Regions from separate parts of the Mus musculus genome. Here regions 2, 3, 4 and 5 are each linked to region 1. The links are chromatin loops, found by intact Hi-C in ENCODE. Cell type or tissue: left cerebral cortex. All regions are shown on one strand.

What was found. A loop is a pair of places that touch in the nucleus more often than their neighbours do. Peaks named below come from ENCODE experiments on the same cell type or tissue, not always from the same donor. Only the 100,000 strongest peaks of a DNase experiment are listed, where the experiment ranks them.
Region 2: a loop joins it to region 1, with 9 times the contacts of the local background. A loop is called at or near these places in 4 of 42 quality-filtered maps.
Region 3: it touches region 1 in a loop (8-fold over the local background); 13 of 42 quality-filtered maps call a loop at or near these places.
Region 4: a loop joins it to region 1, with 2.2 times the contacts of the local background. A loop is called at or near these places in 2 of 42 quality-filtered maps.
Region 5: a loop joins it to region 1, with 11 times the contacts of the local background. A loop is called at or near these places in 11 of 42 quality-filtered maps.

What each region holds. Positions count from the first base shown.
Region 1 is chr3:34,229,223-34,234,222 of GRCm38, reverse strand. No RefSeq gene overlaps it. Among named protein-coding and RNA genes, the nearest start is that of Gm52623, 35 kb to the left of the region's middle. In left cerebral cortex, a CTCF peak has its summit at 2,162 (motif pointing left); DNase peaks (open chromatin) are centred at 407, 1,241 and 2,053; H3K27ac peaks cover 801 bases.
Region 2 is chr3:35,571,702-35,576,701 of GRCm38, reverse strand. No RefSeq gene overlaps it. Among named protein-coding and RNA genes, the nearest start is that of Gm6639, 92 kb to the left of the region's middle. In left cerebral cortex, a CTCF peak has its summit at 2,033; a DNase peak (open chromatin) is centred at 2,059.
Region 3 is chr3:35,479,624-35,484,623 of GRCm38, reverse strand. No RefSeq gene overlaps it. Among named protein-coding and RNA genes, the nearest start is that of Gm38512, 76 kb to the right of the region's middle. In left cerebral cortex, a CTCF peak has its summit at 2,093 (motif pointing right); DNase peaks (open chromatin) are centred at 2,109, 2,506 and 3,386; H3K4me3 peaks cover 500 bases.
Region 4 is chr3:34,444,585-34,449,584 of GRCm38, reverse strand. No RefSeq gene overlaps it. Among named protein-coding and RNA genes, the nearest start is that of Gm20515, 8.2 kb to the right of the region's middle. In left cerebral cortex, a CTCF peak has its summit at 2,789 (motif pointing left); DNase peaks (open chromatin) are centred at 3,658, 4,028 and 4,603; H3K27ac peaks cover 1,388 bases.
Region 5 is chr3:35,100,428-35,105,427 of GRCm38, reverse strand. No RefSeq gene overlaps it. Among named protein-coding and RNA genes, the nearest start is that of Gm35255, 150 kb to the right of the region's middle. In left cerebral cortex, a CTCF peak has its summit at 1,992 (motif pointing right); a DNase peak (open chromatin) is centred at 2,006; H3K27ac peaks cover 751 bases.

The DNA.
Region 1 (5,000 bases):
CTGTGGGATCCTGCGATGTTGGGTCTCTCTTACTCTCTTGCTTGCAGCAGAGACTCTAATTTTGTTGCAGCTCTTGCCTTGGATGTGTCGATAGATGGGTACTCAGCTCTGATTAGTGTTTATGACGCGGGCATGTGCCAGTCTAAACAAAGCTAGTCATTCTATAGGACAGCAGTGGGACACTATGAACGGGGTAAAGCTAGTTCTACATAAGAGCTCACAAAACACAAGAAAAGGGTGTCATTTCCCAATGCCAGTTCTACTGTTCTCTTAGAATATTTTATTATTATTTTTATTTGTGTGTCCAAATGTGTGTGTATGCATGTGCATGCACGTGTACATATGTGTATGTATAAATGTATGCCTCTCGTGTATGCGTCTGGCTATGGAGGTCAGGAGAGAGCACGGGATGCCCTGGAGCTGGGCTTATAGGCAACTGTCAGCCATCCAACATGAGTGCTGGGAACTGAACCTTCCAGGTTCTCTGGAAGGACAACAAGTGTTCCTAACCACTGAGCTTGCCTATCCCTTACCATTCTACTAACTAAAGGCCATGTTTTGTTGCTGGTGTGAGGAAAGATTTTGGACTTGGGAGGAGTCAAGCTCAGCATTCAGCTCCTAAGGCAGGCTCAGTACTTCAGTACCCCATGCAGGCTCAGTACCTCAGTACCCCAAGCAGGCTTAGTACCTCAGTACCCCATGCAGGCTCAGTACCTCAGTACCCCATGCAGGCTCAGTACCTCAGTACCTCATGCAGGCTCAGTACCTCAGTACCCCATGCAGGCTCAGTACCTCAGTACCCCATGCAGGCTCAGTACCTCAGTACCTCATGCAGGCTCAGTACCTCAGTACCCCATGCAGGCTCAGTACCTCAGTACCCCATGCAGGCTCAGTACCTCAGTACCCCATGCAGAGAGCTCTGAATGTGAGCCTGTGTTCTTATAATGAAAGACTGTTTCACCTCATAGGTAGAGGAGCAATGTGAAGACCTGGGTATGGTGCAGGTATAGAGTCAGGGCTTAGGAGACTCTGGAAGCATTACTAATAAAATAAAATAAATAAAAATCCATATTTCCAGAAGCCAAGAATCAACCTTATTTTAGGCAACATGTTCTCGGGCATGAGAACTCAGAAGTGAGTCAGGAGATGGGGTTCTATTTTGGGCTCAAGAACTTTAGTCACAGGAACTAGCAATTTCCCTGAGACTCTGTGCCATGATTGTAAAAGAGGGTTCTTGTCTGTTTATCTGCATGCATATACAGGATATAACCTTTGTAAGTAAGAATAAAGCACATAAAAAATACTTTCAGTAATATTGTCCAAACCACTTTCTCTGTTGTCTACTTTCCTTAAATTCTGTCACCTGTCAAGTTGCCAACAGCTCTGCCTAGTGAATAACCATTCACAGCTATGGAACCCTCCTACCTTGTTTCCTAGAGTTACCAGGAAACCTGAAGTCCTGGAGTGCTTCTGACCAAGTCCCCCTGGCTCTGTCTCTTCCCTGTGCTTTCCTGTACATAGTGAAAGGAACAGAGAGACAGAATGGTTTCCGGGCTTTCCTTGTGAAGCCATGCTCGGAAATGGATTTGCTGGGGTCTGGTGAGACAACACAAACTCAATTCTAGCTCCAACACTGAAGCTTCCTCTCAATGGAAGCAATCAGTTAGTCCTTTCTGCCATGCTTTCCCTTCCCTGTCCCTGGCTACGGCTGAGCGCTTGCTGGAAGTGCTTGCTGGGAGGTTTTGAAGACCGTCCTTCCTGGTAGAGCTTTTCTTTGGTAACAAAGTTGGTACAGAACCCCTAATAGTCAGACATGATTAAGACCTTTGGAAGCAATTCTTCAAAAGCTAACGAACTCATGTACTGACTTCATTTAGACATTGCAAGATTTCAGGACTCTCTGCTGCCGAATGAGAGTCATCCCTCCCCACACTGAGCTCTGCCTGTCCCTCTGCTGTCTCTGTCCATTTAGCTGAGTGGTATCTTCCGACAGGGCATGTGGCCAGAGAAACAGAAACGGTGCAAAGACACCAATGTCACAAGCCACAGGAATAAAAAGAGACTTGAGCAGTCTGCATAGAAGCCAGCTCTGTGCTGGAGGAGCCATCACACAGCTGTGGCAACTCTGTCATTTTTTTTTATTTGCCTACAGTGACACCTGCTGGAAACAAAAATAAATCTAAGTTTTAAAATACAAAAGCAAGCTTTGAGAACCATCAGCCATATATCATCTTTGTCTTCATCTTCATCATTGTTGTCATCATCATCACTTTGACTAAAACTACATTCCTTAAACATCGATTTGACTCAGGGTTTTGCTTTGGAAGTTCCTTTTTGTACAAGCTGAGAAGCTAAAGGTACTTTCAGCTCGATGACGTCATCATTTTCCTTGGGACCAAGAAGCTGGAATTCACACCCTTACGATGCATGCTGGTTCTAGGAGGAAGCCTTTATAAGCAGTTTGATTGTGTTATATAGCCTTCTGAAATGGTGCGTTAAAGCATGGCGTATTGACTACAGTGTGTGGGAAGGGATTTTGGAACTCTAAGATAATATCAAGATAGCTCTCAGTGGTTGAAATATTTAACAGGAACATATTCATAAGAAGTGCAGTTGCACAAAACCATCTTGTCCTTGGGTTTTGGGCTTCATGTTTAAAGCATGTTCACAGTGCCCACTACTCTGCATATTGAACAACCAATTGGAGCACCTACAGATTACCATTGATTTCAACATTAACTAGGCACACTCAGGATTTCCACAATCATGTGACACAGGGGGGGATTTGAACACTTAATTAAGATCCATTGTCGTCTTTAGAATTCACGAAAGTTCCCATCAACCAAGAAAGCACAAACATCCAGATGGTGCCACCTTTCATCGAGGATTCTCACCCCATGATTTGGCATTTACAGTTATTATTAATACAGGGCACATTTACAGAACAAGATAAAGATATCATCTTTGAAGTGGAAACTTAAAGGGTTCTCTGGAAAGTCAGTTGTGTCGAATGGTGTTTTGCTGGGGCAAGCTCGTGAAGGAACTTTCCATTAAAGTGGACACAGGAGTGAAAAACTAAGGCAGGCTCATGAGGGAATGCTTGGCTGAAGCAGACACAGAAGAGAGGATGTTCTGCTAAAGCAGGCATATGCAAGGACACATGACGAAGAATTCTTTGCTAATGACATGCATGTATTGGGCTACCTTACATCACATAGTTGATCTGCATTTGTCAGGACTCCATAGAGAGAAATGCACCAAAAACTTCTGGTGGTGTGCTGCAGTTTCTTGCTGACTCTGCAGACTCGGGCTGAGATAGACACTTGTGCTGAGACAAGACATGTGCTGAGGCAAGGCTCACGGAGGACACATGATGTTCAGAGAGAAGATAAAAGGACTTAATGGGCAGTGATGGAGGCTGCGCTTGGCTTGCTTATAGAGCTAGCTGTGCAACAATTCTGAGCCTGGAGTCTATGCTGATTTTCCCTTCCCTGAGAGAGGCACAGCCAAGAACTCCTGTGTTCCTTCTGGTCCCTCCTGCTGACTTGTCTCTCGCTGTCTCTGCAGGCAGTCTCACCGCTGTTGCTAACCCAACTCTGTTGAACTGGACTGCTGGTGTATCCATGAAGTACTTGCTAGTGGATTGAGCTGTTGCTGCTGCTAACCTGTGAACGGAACTGTTGATTTCCAACAATACAGATGGGAGTTGCTCCAAAGGACCATTCTACTGGTCTACTTCCTCCATATTCTTTCTGGTGGGTGGTGGGCTAAAGGGGAGGTTAAAGCATTTAAGAACCATGGTTAAAAAACAGGTTCTGGAAAAAATTAAAGTTATACATCTGATTCAGAGTTTGGTCCCTTTGCGAGTTTCAGTTTCTTCCATTAATTTTTTTTCTAGCTTAAGACTTGTTGTTAAAGTCCAGTTCCTGCCTGATACAACTCTACAGAACATTTTGAAAGTTAATGTTATACAGTCTGGCCTGGCCACTGTGACTGCACCTCCACTAAGAGTGCCCACCAGCACTGGGCAATGGTATTACTTGTTAATTACATCAATACAAGGCAGTTGTTTCAATCCCCAGCTGCTGAGATGAAACACAGGTTCCGGCAGCTCCATCCTACGGCATCCTCCATCTTTCCTACCTCAGCACGTTGGCTCTTCTGAGGGTGTCTTTGTTTAGAAGTTAAACCTTACAGAGAAATAATTTTTCCTATATATTTATGCCCATATTCATCTATCCTCTCACTCCTTCCAATGGCATCTTTATAAATCAGTGGGTAGAAGAGATGACAGTGTAGCTACTACCTCTTCACAAAACACCTGAACAGTGACTGCGGTCCACTCCCGCAAGGAATGCTGAGTATAACTTCCACAGCTGAGCACAGTGAGCTTTCAGCTCTGCACTATTCTGCTGGGCTGTGATGGCTTGTACATCAGTGCACTGATGGAATCAACTACAGTTATTGGGCTATTTGTCTGGGTGATAAGGTTAGAGCCTTTATAATGCTAACCCTAGTTAGTGATGGGTTACTAGCCTCATATAGAATCAAGAGAGTGCCATGACCTCTACCATGTGAGGATAGAGATGGAAACCACCATCTTAGGAGCAGGAAACTGGCCCTCTCTACACACTGAATTTCCTAAAACCTTAATCTTGGACATCATGACCAAGAAACTCTTGCTGCTTCTAAGCAATCTAGTTATGACATTTTATCACAGCACTCAGGAGTAACGTAAGATGAGGAGCTATGACTAACTTTAAAATGTAGTATTTCACTCAAAAGCTACCTGCGCTTTGTGTCCACTTGATCTCACAATGGCTCTGACTGTTCCCTCCTGGCTCCTGGGATTAGACTTTTTGAGAGGTAGATTTTCCTGGGTTTTTTCACACTACAGGAAAAGGTGTTTAGCACAACAAATAGATCCCCTCCCCAGACCCAAGCATCACTAGAGACCTCAGGCAGGCTCAGAGCACCACACATAGAACCTAGACGAAATG
Region 2 (5,000 bases), 1.3 Mb before region 1:
TCTTCTGTTTGGTCCTCATGTAGAAGTTGCCTCCACAGCTGTGCAGCCCCCCGACGTTTATGCAGAGGTGCTTCGTCAGTGAGGCCTGCCATTCTGTCTACAGAATGCTTGCTTTATTTTCCTGCCTCTATTCTTTCAATGATAGGATTGTAAGTGTGCACCACCATATCTAGTTTATGTTGGGGAACCGAACCCGGGTCTTCTTGTCTGGGAGGTGAGTAGTCCCTACCTGAGCCATCCAAGCCAGCCCATATTCTGAGATTCAGACAAAAACTGGTATTCTGTGATAAGCTGTGATAAATACTGTGACTGAAGACAACTTGAGGAGAAAGGGCTTTAACTAAGTTTATAGTCCAACATGGAGGGAAGTCAAGGCAGGAACTCAAGACAGTAGCTGGAAACAAGAACCAACACAGGAAAGAAAGTTGCCTTTTTGGCTTGCTCTAAGAGTTACATTCAGCTACTTTTCCTATACAGCTCAGGGACACCTGCTGAGGGATGACATCACTCATCATGGGCTTGGTCCTCCTATGCTAGTCAGCAATCAAGAAATTTCCCTATAGACAGGCCCACAGGCTCATCTGATGAAGACAATTCTGTAGCTGAGAAGTCCCCCCGCCCCCAACAAGGTGTGTCTAGTTGACACCCAAGATTAGCCATCACAACTAGAGTAAGTTAAAGTCAGAGAAAACCAATCCCCAATAGGTTGATAATATAGGTCCATCTCCAGAGGGACAGTAGTTTACCTCTGCACTTCATTTTCTTCTTTATCTTAATCTAAACATTGATTGATTGAGTGTGTGTGTGTGTGTGTGTGTGTGTGTGTGTGTGTGTGTGTGTGCTTGCAGTCCCCACGTGGCATACAGGTACCTGCAGTGGCCACATGAGGGTGTCTCATTCTTCTGGAACTGGAGTTAGGGAGGTTGTGATTCACTGGATGTCAGTGCTTAGGACAGGACACATTTCTCTGCAAGAGCAACCAGTGTTCTCGGGCACTGAGCCCCCCCCCCTCTCCAGCCCCTCTGCTTTCTGTATTGTACCTTCAATTCTTCAGAGCCAAAGGTCTCAGTATCCATGGCAGCAGTACCTGCCAGCTGCAGGGAGGTGCTTCAGAAGGCAACAGTTAAGGCACAAACAGCTGTGGTGCTCCCCACTCCTTTCCATATTGTGCTCCCAACTGTCACAGTAGAGAAACTCAGAGGTTTTTGCAAGGAAATACTTGTTGTTTGTTGTTTTCAAGACAGGATCTCTGTAAGTCTGACTGTCCTGGACCTTGCTATGTAGACCAGGCTGACCCTGAACTGACAGTGATCCTCCTGCCTCTGCCTTCTGAGCACAGAACTGGGATTAAAGGTGCACACCAATGCAGCTGGCTGAAAAACATTGTATTTTAGCACAACTTGGGAAGTTTGGGGGAAGACAGAACTGCAAAATATATAATTTGTTGTTTTCAACAAATGCTTAAAATGTCTCGGATACGTTGAAAGGACCCTGAAATAGCTGTCTCTTGTGAGGCTATGCCAGTGCCTGGCAAATACAGAAGTGGATGCTCACAGTCATCTAGAGGATGGATCACAGGGCCCCCAATGGAGGAGCTAGAGAAAGTACCCAAGGAGTTGAAGAGGTCTGCAGCCCTATAGGTGGAACAACAATATGAACTAAGCAGTACCCCCAGAGCTTGTGTCTCTAGCTGCATATGTAGCAGAAGATGGCCAAGTTGGCCATCATTGGGAGGAGAGGCCCCTTGGTCTTGCAAACTTTATATGCCCCAGTACAGGGGAATGCCAGGGCCAAGAAGTGGGAGTGGGTGGGTAGGGGAGCAGGGCAGGGGGAGGATATAGGGGATTTTTGGGATAGCATTTGAAATGTAAATGAAGAAAATATCTAATAAAAAATTGAAAAAATGTCTCTGATACAAAGGAGATTAAACGCACATGTGAAAAAGAAGCATAACAGGTAATTGACTGTAAGGCTGCAAAAGGAGCTAGAAGGTTCCTAAGACCAGCCAAGGCAGTCTGGGACTGCAGTACTCCAGTCGTTCCACAGGGAGGCGCTCCAAGCCCATCACCGAAAATCCCACGCTGCTGCTTCAGCGGCTGCTTACTCTGGGGAGAGTTATGTTTCTCTACTCCTAGCAGGGATTTTGAAGAGCAATTAAAAGCACATTAGCAGGGCACTGTGCGAACCAGGCAAAACCATTTTAGTATCAGTGCCTACGGTGCTAGCAGCCTCTTCTCAATTACTGCACGTTTACAAGTGTAATAGAAACCGTGTTACATTTGAAAACAAGTTTCACCTACAATGTTTGTGTCTCCTCTATACAAAAGACAGATTCGTTTTGGAGACAATAATTTTCCTTTAAAGTTACAATATGCTTTATCGGAAGATTATAGTCAGCACACCTTAAAATTTCGCATCCTCACCTGAGTGGGTAGTATAGAATTGAAATTACATCTTGTGCAAACAGTGTTGTAGGTAATATGTCTCAGCATGTTTCAGAATCGTCATCCATGTTTTAGGATGGAAATCTCACAACACACACACACACAGTTTGCATGGCCCAAGTCAGCGGCCGAGTAAGCTGGGAGTCTGTGTCAGGTGTGATGGGTTCAAATATGTCAGTGGCCTCTAACCTCGATCTCTAGTTCAGGACAGAAGGTCTTGGAAGACTCAAATGCACAACTTGGCCAATAGACTGGAGGGCAGAGAGGACAGAACCTAATAGGGGCAAGGAGCCCACAGAGTGGAGTGCTCCCACAAGGGAAGGGCTAATTGTCCAGGCAGGCCTCAACTGTAGCCCACCAGTCTCAGCCTCTCTGCTGCTGAGATCACAGGGCATGTATGGCCATTCTGGGTCAAAAGGGCATAGCTGTACCATTTCATTAATGTAGAATATTATATCATTTTGCCAACCTGAGACACACACACACACACACACACAAAGAGGGGAAGACACACACACACACAAACACACACACACACACAAACACACACAGAGAGAGAGAGAGAGAGAGAGAGAGAGAGAGAGAGGAGAGAGGAGAGAGAGAGAGAGGGAGGAGAGAGGAGAGAGAGAGAGAGAGGGAGAATAGTTAAGCAGGGCATGGTGTTCCACACCTTTATCCCAGCATTCCAGAGGCAGAGGCAGGAGAAGTTCTTGCCAGCCTTATCTGCATACTGAGTTCAGGATAACTGGAGCAAATAGTGAGACCCTATCTCAAAAATCAAAGCCAAGGAGTGTTCATGGGCTGGTTTGTGGCCCGGGCACATGTGTCACAGAGGACTGTCCTGTATGGCCTCAATGGATGCGCTTAATCCCGTGCAAACTTGATGCCCCAGGGAAGAGGGATGCTGGCGGGAGTGAGGCAGGGGTGGGTAGGTGGGTGGGTGGGTGGGAGAGTACCCTCTCAGAGGCAGGGTGGCGTAGGGTTAAGAACTCAGGAGGAGGGACCAGGAAAGGGGGCACCTTTTGCAATGTTATAAAATAATTTAATAAATTAATATTTAAAAGGTGATTTGCAATTTTAAAAACAAATCCAAACCAAAAGAAAGGTGCATATGTGAATGGGTTATTTGGCAGTTAAGCTACAAGACAACTGCTTTTACTCTAGAAAGTTTAGAACTCACACCCACCCACACAACAGTGTCATAGTATTGCTGCCGCCATGTTTACATTGTATTTTCTCCACCAAGACTTTGCTGTGAGAATTGTTTAATGACTTTGAACAGTTCTAGAAAAAAAATTCAGTGTCTGCCTCAATTTATTTAACATGTGGCCAACTGTGGAACAGGAGGGTGGCTTCTGATTTCCATAGTAATAGCATATGGACTTGCTTGTGTGGGCATCTGCCTGCCTGTGTCTGAGGCATCTCTTCCACCATGTACATCTTGAGGTCTCTGTAGCTTAGGCTTGCTAGTTTGGTGTTGTATCATGGAGCATGTCTCTGAGCACTCACCAGGAGCTCATGCAATAGTGATTGAATTAATTCAACAAAAGTGACAGGAAGGCATTTCCACTTTCTGTTTTGTGAATTGCCTCTTCATGTTATCTGTTCAGTATCATTGTGACAGTTGTCTCGTATGGGTTTGTAATTTGTTTTTTGTAAGTACTTAATCTTCTGCTTGGTACATATGGCAAACCATCTCCTCTCCAAAATACAAATATATGACTAAGGCTGTATTTTTATGATAATCTTTACCCCACTAACTAATTAGGACCAGTACTATAAATGCATTAAAAAATGCAGTCTGCTTCTCCTACCTACCAGACTTTCCCCTGGATTTAGAATTCTTTCGAGGAAGCCAGGTGTGCTGGCGCACGCCTTTAATCCCAGCACTCGGGAGGCAGAGGCAGGCGGATTTCTGAGTTTGAGGCCAGCCTGGTCTACAGAGTGAGTTCCAGGACAGCCAGGGCTATACAGAGAAACCCTGTCTCGAAAAACCAAAAAAAAAAAAATGTTTCGGGGGACATGGGATGGAAAGGCAGCTCACTGTGACAAGTTCTAAGTTGTCATGTGAGGAAACTGTCTGTCCCTTATCTCTTCAGACAACTTCATCTTTACTTTGTTACAATTCTGTTTGGGTCCAGGAATTACCACACAAACCACATGAACACCAATCTCAGTCAGACAGGGATAGTTTATCAAGCATATTCCCCAGCACTGGTCTTCCAGGGCTCTGGTCCACATTTAGGAACTGAACCATGCCCCCACGCCCAGTTAAGATCCTACAGGGTTTTTAAGCCCCCCAGTCCACAAACATCTGTGCCAAGTTATTCCACCAATCAGGATTTAGGGATGGGTGATTTCCTTAGAAACATATCTTTGTTTTACACTTATCCTGCTCCCATTGGTTGGGGTATTCATCTGTGGCAGGGACTTGCCTTGTCTAATTAATATCCATGTTGTAACTTGCCTACCAGGATGGGACTTGTCTAAAATTCATGTCTTAACTTGCCAACCCGGATGTCAGTTGCCCATGTACACATCTCTTTCTGCCAAGTT
Region 3 (5,000 bases), 1.3 Mb before region 1:
GGAAGGGAGGGAGGGAGGGAAGAAGAGGGAGTGGAAGGGAGAGAGGGAGTGGGAGGGAGAGGGAGGGAAGAGAGGAAGGGAGGGAGAGAAGGAGAGGGAGGGAGGGAGGGGGGAACCGGGAAGGTGGGGATGGGGGCTGGGGGGGGGACAGAGGGAGGGTGCACCTAAGAGCCTACGCAGGCCATTCTCATTTGCACCATTACAGACCTCACACACACCAGTCAATCACAATTTCTGAGCACATCACCCAGTCGGCGCATGCTTCTTTCAGCCACCTGCCAAGAAAGTCTTTAATAAAAAATAAGTTTACAAAACCCAACTTACTATTTTCCTCTGTGTGCTCGTCTTTGCTTTTGTGAGTGAGTATTCCACACTCTGGTCCTCTGTTCAGCAGACTACAGGGAGGGAGAGAGGAAGAACTAGCCCCTTACAGGCTGCTAGCCTGGTGTTTGAAATGGTTTGACTTCTGACAGAACTCCCCCCACCCCCACCCCAGTCTCTGTAAGGAGAAAGATTAGACTTTATCTTTGGTTCTCTTGCCTTATTTTTATGTACTAGAAAGCGTTTTCTTCTTCCACACTAAAGATAATTTTCCTATGGAGAACTTATGTGCATTTTTTTTTCTTTTTAGATTGTGTCTTTATCGTTATTGGTTTTGGTAGAATTATAAATAGTGTTGTTCCTTAATTTTAGATTCCGGCTTCTCATTGCTGGTGGATAAGGAAGCAATCACTTTCATCTCTGACTTGTACTGTGCCACCTCATCAAGCTTATTTGTTAGAGTTTAAGTTTCTGTGGCGTTTTCTACTTTACTATCATGCTACCTAAATAGATGTTTGCTTCTCCCTGTTCTAGTACACATGTACCCTTAATTTCCTTTTCTTGTCTTATTGCACTAGCTATGACCTTAAGTAAGAGAGAGATGAATGCTATCTTTGTCCTGTTAGGGTGGCTAGGGGAAAGATGTCCTCTTTTACCACTTTCACTTTAATATGTAATAGTGCTAGAGTATGTGCATTCATGTGCGTATGTGTGTGTCTCAGTGTGTGAGCGCACGCGTGTGTGTGTGTGTGTGTGTGTGTGTGTGTGTGTGTGCCCACCTTCTTTAGGCTGAGGAAAATTCTTTATACTTTTTACTTTTCTGAGACTCAGAGAATGTAACTGATTTCTTTTAATCTGCTCTATTGAGATGTTTGGTTTGCAACATTCTTCTCTGGACGTGGAGAAGGCAAAGAAGAGCATTTGACTCTTCAGCCCGACAGCAGCAATCTTCAAGTCAGCTCTCTGCCACTTCAGTACCCAACTCCCAGTCTCCACTATAAAACTAGGAATCTCTATCAATTGCCTCGGGAAGGAGGCACCTTGTGGTGGAGTGATGAGCTCTAATCTGGACAGCTGCCTCTTCTTATCTTTATGACCTTGGACAAATCATAAAACATCATTTCTAAAATCAGTACCGTAATTACCTTATCAAACTGTGGAGATACTTTCAAATGGTAATCGCTCTGAAGTACTCTACACATTTAAATTATCGTGGAGAGGATACATTCTTGGGGGATAGGATTCTTGTCAGTTCATTTTTTGTATCCCTAAGTAAATGCTTAATGTGGATCTAATTATTCTGCGCTATACATATCCAGCCCCCAGGGCCGCGGTGTGCTGGGAGAAGCGAATCATGTCTTCACTGCGTCACTGTCAGAATCCAGGGCTGTGATCCAAGACTGAAGTGCTGTCACCCCAGTCGAAAAACAATCAGACCATGTAGATGGTTAGCTGTCAGGAGCTGGAGAAAGAAAGCATTTTACAACATTGGCTCAGGTCATCCGCAAATGCTAGCTGTTGTTTTCGTTTTGATTTGGGAAGTATCCCCACTAGGTGACTGGAAGCCTGGCTAAGTGAAGAGAAACAGTATAGTTTGGTCTTTGCTTTTGGTTTTTTGTTTTGCTTTGTTTTGTTTTGTTTTGTTTTGTTTTTGCTCTCTCCTAGAGGAAAAATTTTGTTTCCCATGCTTGATGACAGAGGGTGAGAATGGGGACTTGCAGTCCCCAAAACCACAATGGGGCGTGAGGTTCCTTTTTCTGAGCATCGTACAGGCCACTAGGTGGCACTATTTACCCATCTATGTTTCTCTGCTGGTCCTCAGCAAGGATCTTAATTCTAAACTAGTGTGTTTTGTTGGGAGTGATGGTGAGAGAGAAGCGTGTTAGGAAGGAAAATACAAATGACCCTCCAGAATCAATCCGGAGGGCTGATTAGGGGTCAGCTCTCAGCCACGGTTACACTAGACTTGGCAGGCTTGTGTCCGACTATTTTTAAAACTGATTTTTAAGAGCAACATGCAATTAGTTTCCATTTTCTTAAACCTTTAACAAATGACAAGATAAAATGAAATGTCGGGGCTTGGGACGTGGGATTGAGGAGGTACCCTCGCATGCTTGTGTCCCTCTCTCTCCTAAAATCATTAATGAGGTCGGGGACCCCTGAGAACCTTAAAGCCGCTTCTACGTGAAGCTCTCCGCTGAATCAGCCACCATCGGGGAAGCCAAGCACTGGTGTCCCTTTGGAGATGGCATCTGGGGAAGCCGCCCTGATCTCCAGGCCCGGTGGTGCTCCCTTTCCGCCTTGGCATGTGCTACACAGTCCCTGAGGACTGTTATTTATCTGGAGACCACAGAGATGAAACAGGAATTTCAAACTGGCACATACAACTTTTGGTGAGAGAAATTAAAGATCTCTCTCTCTCTCTCTCTCTCTCTCTCTCTCTCTCTCTCTCTCTCTCTCTCTCTCTCTCTCTCGTCCCCAGATGACAGCCCTCAGAAAACACACTGAACAGCCCCAAGGACATAGAAACCAATGGTTGCCCCCACTTTGTTTCGGGGCCACGGAATCTGCCGTTACCTCTTCACTGTCCGTTTTAACTTTAAAATCGCCTTGCACGACTCTGCCTAGAAGCTTGGTAGTCATTCATTCATTTATTTATTTTGACTTAGAAATGACACAACTAGAATCATAGTTTTCTCCCTGTTCCGAATCTTCCCAAAGCTTTCTGCCTGCCCCGCCCCCGCTCTCCACCCCTACCCCCCACTCATGAGCTTCCATTTTCTCTGCTTTGTGGCATGTCTACCAGCACACACCACCTTGAGCTGATGTGTGATAAACAGCTAAATATAGTGATGGCTTTGGCAGCTTCCTCTCGACGCCTGTCACAGACCCCCTAAAATGGGAATTAAACAGGTTTAAGATACACAAGAGGCTCTGTTATGCTTGGGAAGAGAGGACACTTTCTATGTCGTGAGCAAGTACTCCTCTGTTTGTGTGTTCGTGCCCTGCTTTATCTAAGGAACAATAATGACTTTAATGGTTGTTAGCAGATGCTCTGTTAGATGCTCAGAACCCCTTTCAGCCGCCGGCCTCATCCAGAAAAGTCTTTATGTGAAACCCACACTGTGTAATCAGTGGTCCTGTGCGGGGGCTGGGTGCTGGCTAGATGACAGTCGCCGCTGCTCTAGATACTCTAACAGCAATGGCTGAAAATTGCCTTCAGCTGATTCTATGTGGAGAACTCATGATATCTGGAGTAAATTCACTCAGGTCTCCAGCCCCCACAGTCCTCAAGAAAGAAAGAAAAGCAGAGAGAGAGAGGGGGGGTGGGAAAAGGAGAGAAGGTTGGCTATAGTACATAGGAATTCCAGCTCTCTGGGGCTTTGACCACACCAGTGAATACTAATTATACTGAATGTGTCGTCTTCACAAACCAAACACGTATTCCCAGGAGACAGATAGTGCCACCAATCCAACTCATGATGTAACCTGGATTTAAAGCCAGGCCTCTCAGAGGGACAGGCAATCGGGTCTATTAACTCTCATGACACGTGCCAGCGCTTTCACTACCACCTTGACCTAAGGAACACATGAATGTAACACTTTTATTTCATCAGCTTATGTGTTACCGGGGCTGGCTCTGAGACCTGGGTTTTGGAGACATTGAGAATAAAGGAATCGTTTTGGGGGACACACAGTTTGCAGGGATTTTTCTCGGGGGTGGGTGGTGGAATCAGTTGTGCTTTATAGATGTGTTGCTTCCACAAAATCTGGGTGGAGTGAAGTGGAACTTCAGCCAGGCAGTCATGTACTTCTCTATGCTGAGATGCATGCAGCACACCGCATCTGAGAGTCCTGGAGTCTTGTGACCTCGTTGGAGATATTTGGAGAAAGCTTTTCATTTGGGTGCCATGTGGATTGCCATCTTCCTTTTCAGATTTCTGTTGTGTTGTCTTTGTGGAGAGAGGCCCGAAATCAGTGGAGGCAAAGCCACATGACCTGGAGTCCATCTGATCATTGTACTTCCTGGGCCCCTGCCATTGTTTAAGGCCACCAGATGGAACTGTCCAGGTGGACCCAGGTTAGGCTCTTGTATACATTGCTGAAGTCCGCCATTGCTACTTTCTAGGAGACCCTAGCACCTATCTCTAATTACTGGGGTCCTGCTCGTCGCTGTGCTTTTCTGTCTCCAGCCAGGAAGAGTCCCCACTTCTCCTTCCTCCACCTGTCTCTCATGGCACTTGGAGAGCTCTGTGGGTGACAGGTGCTTCTGCACGTTGCTCTCTTATAAACATACATAGAGACCAGCCCATCACATCCACCTCACACACACAGCATCATGTAGATCAGCCAATCACATCCACCACACACACACACACACACACACACACACACACACACACACACACACGGCATCATGTAGACCAGCCAATCACATCCACCACACACACACACACACACACACACACACACACACACACACACAGCATCATGTAGATCAGCCCATCACATCCACCTCACACACACAGCATCATGTAGATCAGCCAATCACATCCACCTCACACACACAGCATCATGTAGATCAGCCAATCACATCCACCTCACACACACACACACACACACACACACACACACACACACACACACACAGCATCATGTAGATCAGCCAATCACATTCA
Region 4 (5,000 bases), 220 kb before region 1:
ACTGGTGTTTTGTTTCCTGGTACTACTTTAAAATATACATTCTCTCTGAATAAGTGGATTTATACAATTTAGCCACATTCAATAAATTTCCTTACAGCAAGCCTTCTCTAACATGCAAGTGCAGAGATGTGTATCCTGATATTCAGGACTTGATGATAGATGGTCTCAGATTCCAAGTTGGCAAGGTGACTGCATGTGGTGGGAAACTCATCAAATTCCCCGAGGCAAGAAAGGGACAGCGGATGCTCACATGGCCACATTGGGACAGAAGGCCATGTGACACTGATAGGAGACACTGATCTCACTGTCCTGTTCCTGTAGACAAGTTTGTAGGACATTTTCTTGATTAATGATTGGTATAGGAAAGCCCATCTCATAGAGGGAAGTGTCACCTATACACACAGGAGGTCCCAGGTGCTATAAGAGAGCAGGCTGAGCAAGCCACAGAGAGCAATCCAGTAGGCAACATTCCTCCATGGCCTCCGCATCAGCTCCTGCTTTAGGTTCCCTCAGTGATTGGAGCAGAGCATAGCAGTGTCACAATTTACCCTCATGTTATCATGAGTGACAATTCCTTTCCTCCACAAGGCGTCTTTGGCCATGGTCTTCAGCACAGCATTAGAAGGCAAAGTAAGACACATACTAAGGGATGGGGAAGAGCTTGAAGATGCTGCTTGCCGATTCTGAAATTAGAGGAAAACACCACAAGTGGAGGATGCCTGGAGACCTGGGGTCTGAGAAGATGAAAGGAGAAGATCCCCCAAGAATGTCCAGAGGAAAAATGGCCCAGCAGAACTTTGCAGAGATCTCTGATTCTGAACTTTAAGATAATACAGGATGATAATTTAGGATGGTTTCTTGGTTTGGTTTTGCTAGTTTTGAGACAGGTCTCGATCTGCTACCCAGGCTGATCTCAAATAGCTGCTATCCAGTGATTGTCTTGTCTCAGTCTCTTCTGGAGTAGGACCACAGACATACACCACTGTGGCTTAGTTTTGTTTTGTTTTTTATGATACTAAATTGTGGGAGTTTATTGTAGTCATAGCAGGAAAACAGACTAAAGGAGGATAGAATTTGTCTGCAAGTAAGTTGCAGTGGTTTGATGAGGACTATGCTACTTAAGGTCCAAACACTGGAAAACTAAACAACCAAAGTCAAGACCAGGGATTTGGAAAGATGTCTACTTGGCGAATGTAGGCATGAGGACTTGAGTTTGATCTAAATCCATGTTATCAAAACAAGACAAAACAAAACAACAAAACAAAACAAAACAAAACAAAACACAAACTCCCCAAGTATTGTGGCATGTGTTTGTAATCTGAGCCCAGGGAAGGCAGAGACTGGTTGGTCTTTTGGTCCCCTGGCCAGCAGCCCAGCAAAACCAGCAAGCTGCAGGTTTCAATGAGTCTGTCTCAAGAGCAACAACAAAACCCAACAAAAGAAAGGGAGAAAGACTCCCAAGGAACCCCAGCGTTGATCTCCAGGCTCCGATGCACATATCTTCATCTCGAGACCCTGAACTTAAGTCACTTCTGCAGAGTTCATCTACTACCACAGGTAACCTTCATGAAGCTAAACGCCTGCAAATATGTGTGCACCTACCCGAGCAGCACACGCACACCCAAACAAAAGCCAAACAAAGTGACAAGTGGAGAGAAAACTGTAGTGTTTCACATTTTCTTATTAAATATTCTCTAATGCTAATTTTTCATATGCAATGATACTTTTGTTGTATGAAATCTTCTTAAATATAAACTGTCACCTGTTAGCACTGCCAGACCAAACCTCAGATGACAGAGAATAAAGGAAGATCAAGACAAACATGTTTGAAAAGCATCTCTCCATGGGGGATGGATTGGCTTTTTATGTCTGCAGGTCTCAGCTTGGCCAGGTGACTTCAAAGTTTTTATTTGGTGGATTTTTAAGGATACAAACATGTGCTATTGTGAAGGTTTCCTTTTGAAGACTGAGTGTTTCGTACACATAGTCTATGCTGCCCTGTTACCCACTTCCGATGAACAAAGGGATGGTCACCACATCACAAGCACCTGTCATAGTTTGATCTTCTGAGCCTTGACTGGACTGTGCTCTGACCATCTCTGGTTCAGCTTGGAGGAGTTTGCAAACCCAGATTCTAATACAGGTAACTTTTAAGCAACGTTCTCATATCTTTTTAATACTTACTTTTTAATTTTGTCTCTGTGTGTATGCGTGTGCACATGCGCGTATGTACACAAGTATAGATTCCTAAGAGGCATCAGATCCTCTGGAACTGGTTGGGAGACACTTGATGTAGTTGCTGGGAATCGAACTCAGGTCCTCTGGAAGGGGAACAAGTGCAGTGGATTGCAAAGCCAGCTCTTCAGCCCCTACCTATGCTTGCTTATTCTTAAACAAAGCTTTTGCTTCAACATGATAATTCTTGTTTAACTTTCCTTGGAGTCAATTCAGAGCTCCAAAATGAAAAACACCTTGGGAGCTGGTTTAATTACACAATTTGCTCAATAAATATAACTTGCTTCTCTTTATTGTAGACTATAAATAAAAGCCTGGCAAGGAAGATTTGTATTAGAGGCCAAATTAAGTTACTAATAATTTGTGAATTCTCAGACAACTTCTTTAGCTTCCTGTAGTTTTATTCAGTTCAAGTGTATATGCCAGGAACTGGAGAGATGACTCAGCAGTTAAGAATGCTTGCTGCTCTTGCAGAGGACCTGGGTTTGGTTCTGAGCACCCACATATCAGCTCACAGAGATCTGTAACTTCAGTTCCAGGGGACCTGATGCCCTCTTCTGGCCATACATATAAGTACATGGTGCAATATAAACCTGGAGGCTCTTAGACACAGAAAATAAAAACAAATCCTCAAACAACAAATGTATATATAGGAAATATATATGTTCTATAGTACTTGTAGTCTATAGCTATTCTAGTCATTAGTGACATCACTATGAGAGATCCATTCTGACCTGCCAGCAGTTTCAAGGGAAGTAGACCCTCCCTGAAGGACTCAGAATGGAGAGCATAGTCTACCAGAGCAGCCTCTGGCCTGGCCAAGAAAAAGCCTTTTCCACACCACACCTGAAAGGTGAGGAACATCTAATCAACTTAGGATTCTCCTCTGTCATACTAAGACACTGAGCGGATGAAAGCAACGCTACTGTCTCCTCATGTTCCTGAACTATACCTCCAAATGAAATTTATTGTCTAATAATAAGGAGGAATCAGACGTAGTGTTGGGAACACAGCAGGCTGGTGCACAAGGGGTGGTAAAGAGAAGCTGACATTAGATACACTCGGGTAACAACTTCTAGCCTACCCTGACTTATTTAAGGGCATGCCCACTTATAGAGAAGCAGGTGGCAACGCCTCTCAACCCGTTTGATTTTATCTTAAGTACAATCTTATCTTGGTGCCACTATTCTGTGACGAAAACCTTAATGCTGGGATATTGCAGGCTCCAATCACTGACTTACACAAACAGTTTGGATTAAAAAAAAATGAGCTTGGGCTTATGACTCTATCCCAACCCCGCATCCCCCACCCAGCACACACATCTGGAACAGCAGGAGCAGCAGGAGGAATCACATTTGGCATGGCAACTGGTGTTCATTCACTTCTGCGGCAAGAGTACCCAAGCGCCGTTTCAGCCTGATAAACTTCCCAGTTGTTTAGTTGTGTTTTGCTTTGTTTTCCAGGTAAATGTTTCCTCCCTTCCTCTGACAGGGAGATTAAGTTCCACCAGAGTTTTGGGCTCTTATATTGCATTTTTATATCAAGCAAAGTGCAAAAGATTATTTCTAGCATTAATCACTGCAGCTAATAAAGATGGGCCGCCCAGAGGTAGGGCCTGATACTAGGAAGCTTTTCTAAGCGCCTCAATGAAGATGCTCAATCGCATGTAACTCCTGTACAATCCACTAATAGAGAAACAGCGTTAATGAGGGATTGCATCATCACCAATGGGCCTGCTGAGTAGCTTGGCTCTGGTCGGCTGCTGCCAAAATGCAGTTCTCATTTCCAACAAACAAAGTCTATCTGAGAGACAGCACAGAGCCCTTCAGAACCGGGAAGTCCTGTGCATAATAATGAATCCCAGCTCTTCTTTTGCCAAAGAGCCTGGGCCCTTTCAATGTCATAGGTCAGCCCAGTGACTCAGAGAGGGCCTGATCCTTATCTAAGCGTTTGCAGCAAAATTAGAATGTGCTGTAGTCTTATTAAAGAAATGTTTGTCCCCCGTCAATGAGCTGAAAAGAAAGCAGCTCAATGCACTTTTGCAAATTACAGCAATAAACTGCTTGAATTAACTGCTTTATTACAAATATTTAATTATTCGGAGGGTTAAATATCCAACATTTTAGAAAGGCAAAAAATTAGCTACCGATTTGGTAACCTAGCTTGTTTAAAATCTCTCATGGTGGTGTGTATTTGCGTTTTTATTTTAAACAGTCCCAACTTTGAGGTGTCTTCCTTGTGAATTTAGCCAGTTTCCTTTCATTGTGAATGAAACAGCAAACACACACAGCTATCACTCCTGAGGTAAGCTGTCAAGAAAATCAAATCTGCAACTCATGAGCACCACAAAAGGCAGACTCTGTTTGCTTCTCTGGGAGCGGGAACACTTACACTGGAGGACTCCCGAGCCACAGAGGTCGTCAAGTACAACCCATTCTAAGGGACAGATAAAGTAACATGGCCATTATATTTAAACAGTTGCTAGTTAAATATTGTTTAAAGTATACACTCCTTTATTTAAAAGGGCCAAAGATTAAAACTGTACGTTAAAAAGAAAATTTGACAAATGCATACTAAGCAAAAAGCAAGTGTTCTCAGAGAGAAGTTTTTATGCCCCCACACAGAATTCTGTTCATTAATCCAAATGTGTTTTCCATTTATTAAATCATATGAGGCAGATGGAAATTATTTTTAAATAGATTTCTTAAAAAAAATTAGTAGGGAGCGTTTCTCCATAAAGCAAAGAAAAACATTACAATAACAGA
Region 5 (5,000 bases), 870 kb before region 1:
AGTCGTAGTGTTCCACTAATACGCCAGCATGTAGTTTAGACAAAGCGAACTCTAGGCTTAGGCAGGAGCAATTTCATGGCATGGAGGCCCTAGTCACTCCACTGGAACTGGTCCCTTAATTTGGGCAACTCCCTGGGCAGTTGAAGCCATGTGTAATTTCATTCTGAGGAAGAGGTAAATCCCCTTCCGTCCCCACCCCCCCATGCCAACTGTTTGCATCAAGTGGGGGGCGGCCGATGCTTAAAGAGCAGACAGGGAACCGGGAGAGCCTCTGAAATGAATTTTATGTCCCCCCACCTTTGTCCGCAGAGCTGTGGCTGTGGAGGCAGCTCATGAATCCACCAGAGCCCAAATGGCAACCTCGTTCCCATTATCCATCTGCTCCGCTTCCTCACAAAGGTTTAAGTACAAGATTGATTACGCATGTCGGACCATGTGAAGTACCTCAGAGTGAGGACAGGAGGGACCGTCTCTCACTCTGAACAAAAGAAAGAAGTTGGACACTCACAAGATGAATGGGGGAAACGCAGGCACCAAGTATGCAGGAGGTACCTGTGGTGTTTTGTTTGGGGGGTTTTATTTTTCTTGTTTTAATATAAAAGTGTGAAAATCTCCAGATTTGAAATACTTACGTTTAAAGTACCTACATGAGTTGATTTTTAGAATAAGTTTGTTAAGTACACTTCAAAATGAGGATAACTAATATTTAGCTATGTCCTACAAAAAGCCGGCTTTATGCAGAAAAAGTGAAAGAATTTTAACGGCAGGCATCTAAGATGACATTATCCGCTACTAAAAGACAAGACCAGATCATTTGTCCAAATGAAGGGTTTATCGCTGGTGGAAAAACGAACATAATTTCTTCAACATTAAAAGGACAATAGAGGCTTGGGCCTGGTTAGGGTAACTGGTACCAAAAATGGGCGACACACTATCTGCAAGGGGGGACAGCCTGAGGGGGAGTTCAAGTGGGTGACACACTATCTGCAAAGGGGACAGCCTGAGGGTTAGTTCTGGGCTGAGCTGTGTGGAGCTTTGTGCAAGGAGAGCTGCTTCCTCTCTTCATGTACCCATCCCAGGAGCTACATGTTCCACTGTGGCCCTTTGCAATGGGAAAAGAAAAGCTGCTACTGGTCAATACTCCTTTACCCCGAGCACTGAAGAAGGGCCTCCTTTCCTTCTTCATCTTGAAACAGCACTTGCTTTTACACACACACACACACACACACACACACACACACACCGGGCCCCCACAAACAGGAAATTAGAAAAATCCCTTCACAGAGGTTGCAGAGATGCAACAGGCCATCCTAAGGAGGTTTTCCCAGGCTTCTCTGGAACTGTGAAGGGGAACAGGTGCCCCTTGACCCCACCCCACCCCATGATTCAGATGACAACCCCTATCTCTGAGAGGTTGAAGCCATGGCATGCCCTGGCTCACACCAGGCCGAGAGCTGCAGAGGGCCCAGTATGTAATTTCTGCAGCATGCGTGAGATTTTACACCACAGACACTCTGCAGAGGTTCGTGGGGTGTCACGAGGACTGTTCTGTGACAGTTCTTGCTTTTGCCCTTACTGTCGCTTTACCTCACATTTCTTTGCTGTTTGTGTTGTTGAGAGGGAGGTAATCACGTTTTTAGATGGGTTTCATTCATACGACCATAGTCTTAGGGTGACCTCAGAGATGGAGCCGGAAATGGCAGCTGTGGATGATGTGGAAAAGTGGCAAACAAACAGACACACTTTGGTATAGACAACAAATATTCATTTCTGTTACCTAAAGAGATCGTTTTACTTAATGATTTTTAAATTTTTTTAACGTTTCATTCTAAACTTAATCAAATTGTTAATTTTTCACACAAAATAAAACAAAACAACAACAACAACAACAAAAACCAACAAAAAAGCAACAAACAAAAAACCCATAGACGTTAGGAAGAAATCTGGATGTCACGCATCCTGAATCTTCAGTGATTTTAAAGTTTCACCAGGGGGCGCTCCCACTTCACAGCCCAGAGGCAGGAAGGACAAAGGACCACAACTGTCTCATGCTTAACTTGCGGGCATACACTGTCTTGTTTGCATTTTCAACTCTTTCTCTTCTTCTCTCTCTCTCTCACACACATTGTATAAAAAAGCCCCAGTGAGCTTACGCATGCCTCCCTTAAACACTGGAGCACAAACTAACACCACCACAAAATTAGCAAACACAGACAATTGTGAATTACATTGCTCCTGGCACAGGCCACGGAGTTATGTGAAATCTGCATTGAATTTTTGGTTGTCAACATCAGTATAAGAGTACATTAACATAGGATATCAAAAAATATGTCTCTGCTGGGCCACCCTGGGGCGAAACCTGTGGTTGCTCTGCATTGGTCTCTGGGTGGTACCAGCTTCTTCACCCTCTGTGGTAAATCTTTTGGTCAGCCCAAGTCGCAAGAAAATGCAGAGTCAGGAAACAGACTAATTAAAGAAAATTCCCCAAGGACAACCCAATGACAGAGCCTGAGAAGGAATTAGTCCCGAAGCCTGCTTTTCAATTCGTGTATAAGTTTCATACATTAAGAAGCCTGACGATCGTTTTGAACACACGATTTAGGCAAACAATAAATAGAACATTTCTTGTGGGAAGGAAATAAGGTATTTCAAAGTCAGAAGGGAGAGAGCACAGTTTGCCAAGTGTAGAACCCCACAGAGTCCTCTGGCCTGGAGTTTCAAACTGATCCAAACCCTTTGGGGGTTTGAATTTCTTTGCTGTTGGCAAAACACAATTCCTGCTTCAAAGAGAACCGGCATTATGAAGGCCTGTTACAGAAGCCTCAGAAGACTTCTGGGGCACCAAATCACTCTTACAAAACACCATTTTGATGAGTTTAGTACAGATTAATGAAAAACATATGGATTAAATTTTTCTTTAAAATTACATTGGTTCATCACATGAGCAGAAGGGGCTGTAAAAAGGCATCCCAGCCTTACAGAGCTCTGGACACTTTAGCCGTGGTTTCGGGCGCTTCTCAGGCAGATACGGCTCCCCGGCATTGTGGTCCATAGAGGACGTGGAATCCGTCCCTCTGCCTTGGGCTTGGCAAACACCAGTGGGTAGTCTGAGCAGAACTTCAGGTTTCTTCCGCAAGGGTGAAAAACCAACTCGTGTGGCCTGGCAGTTTGTATTGTCTGATCGAGAGGCAATGCCTCTCAAGTAGTTGAGAACTTCTCCAAAAACGCATGACAACAGCTAATTATTCATTCTTTTCTGAGGGCCCCAGAAGGACAATATATCTGTTACCAAGCCTGGAGTGGCCATGGAAGCAGGGAACACCTCCTACTACAGCAGTTATCGAAGCACCCTCCCTACCAATCACCAAACCCAAAAACTAAACTGAGCCTTAAACAGATGGTGACTGACCAACCAGCAACCAGAGAGAGTCCAGACAGTGACAGAAACCAACTGGACCAGGCAGCTCTGCTGTCTGTGCCTTTTCCTAATGTAAGGAATGATTCAGAAACCAAGCAAACTAAACAAAAGGCCAAAGTTGGAATGTAAAGTGGCTCTCACAAGGCATGAAATGAGATGAGCCACCACCACCACCACCACCACCACCACCCCCCCCCACCCTTGCAGGAAGTACCTCTACTTTTGGAACAGTGTGAGTATTAGGTAGGCAGGTAGGAATTTTTAATTCTTAAAAGTGTTAAACAATCATTTGCAGTATAACTGGCAAATTTAGGAAGTGTTCCCTTTAGAAAAATTTCTAATCAATTCTGTCATTTCATACAACTAAGTGAGAGTGTTTTCCTCGGGAGTGTGGTCTGTAGCCAAAGCTGCCCTGCAGTGGACAGGTCCCGCTTGCTCTCAACCATGTGTTGGATTTAACTCTGCACAAGCAGAGGAGGCTGCTCCTTAAGGCAGGGCAGGGCGTGTCCCTGACGTGCACGATTTTCATTCCAGCCAGTGAGGTCCCAGGACTTCACCCCACACTGTCCCTGTCAAATCTCCCATGTTTCTATTCCTGCCAATAGTTATCTCAACTCGGGCTGGACTTCAGGACAGGCCACATCACATCGTATTTGCGAGGTGAAGGATAAGGGGATAAATGCCATGTAAGGGACTTGTTAGTTTGAAAGCTTAAGTGATGGTTCTTGATAGGAAATACTTTCTCTGGAAAGAAGCACAGCTAACTATCTCACCAGGGAATGGGCCCCTACGTGAGGAAAAGAAGGCATACGAAAAGCTTTGACATCTATTTCTTTTCTCCTTTATTGTCCAGTGATGCTAGACCTGGCATCAGGGCTGACATTACTTAAGTAGGAGAGATGACCGCACTGCTACAAGGCTTTGCTCTGTCTGCCCTAGGTAAGAGAGACACGCTTCATGTACCATGTGTTGTAGACATTGTCTCTATGTTTCTAGAAATACTGCATAGCTCCTTGAAAGAGTCCCCAAAAGACAGAAGTAGGGGACACACTCCACCTGCCTCCTGTTGCTCTACAGACACTGAGGAAAAAAAATACAAACAGGACGTTACTGAAGAGCCAGTCTTACCAACGTATCCGAAATTCCAAGTCAGATAATCACAAGGGGAGAGTCCGGCGACACACAACAGCATGCGTTGGCTATCTACCGAAGCCTTTGAAATGAACTAAACGCTGCCGTTAACTTTTGTCAGAGAGGAAAATCAAAACAAAACAGAAAATCAAATGGGAAACACTGTTATTAGCATTAGATTCTTGCATACTTTTTTTTTCAGACTGAAGCGCCTCAAAGGGAACGGGCCCACTCCTGGCCAGCAAAGAGGGCTCTTCTCTCTGTAGCATTCACATGCGGAGGACGGTGATTTTCTAACCGTCACCGTTGTCTAAACCACAGTCACCCGACGCATCTGAATGACACACACACGAGTAAGGAACATTTTGATGTGTTGAGGAAAGTTGTTTTGACAAATGTCAGAACCCAGGTCTTGCTGGCTGAGGCCTGTTGTTAAATTTCCCAGGCTGCC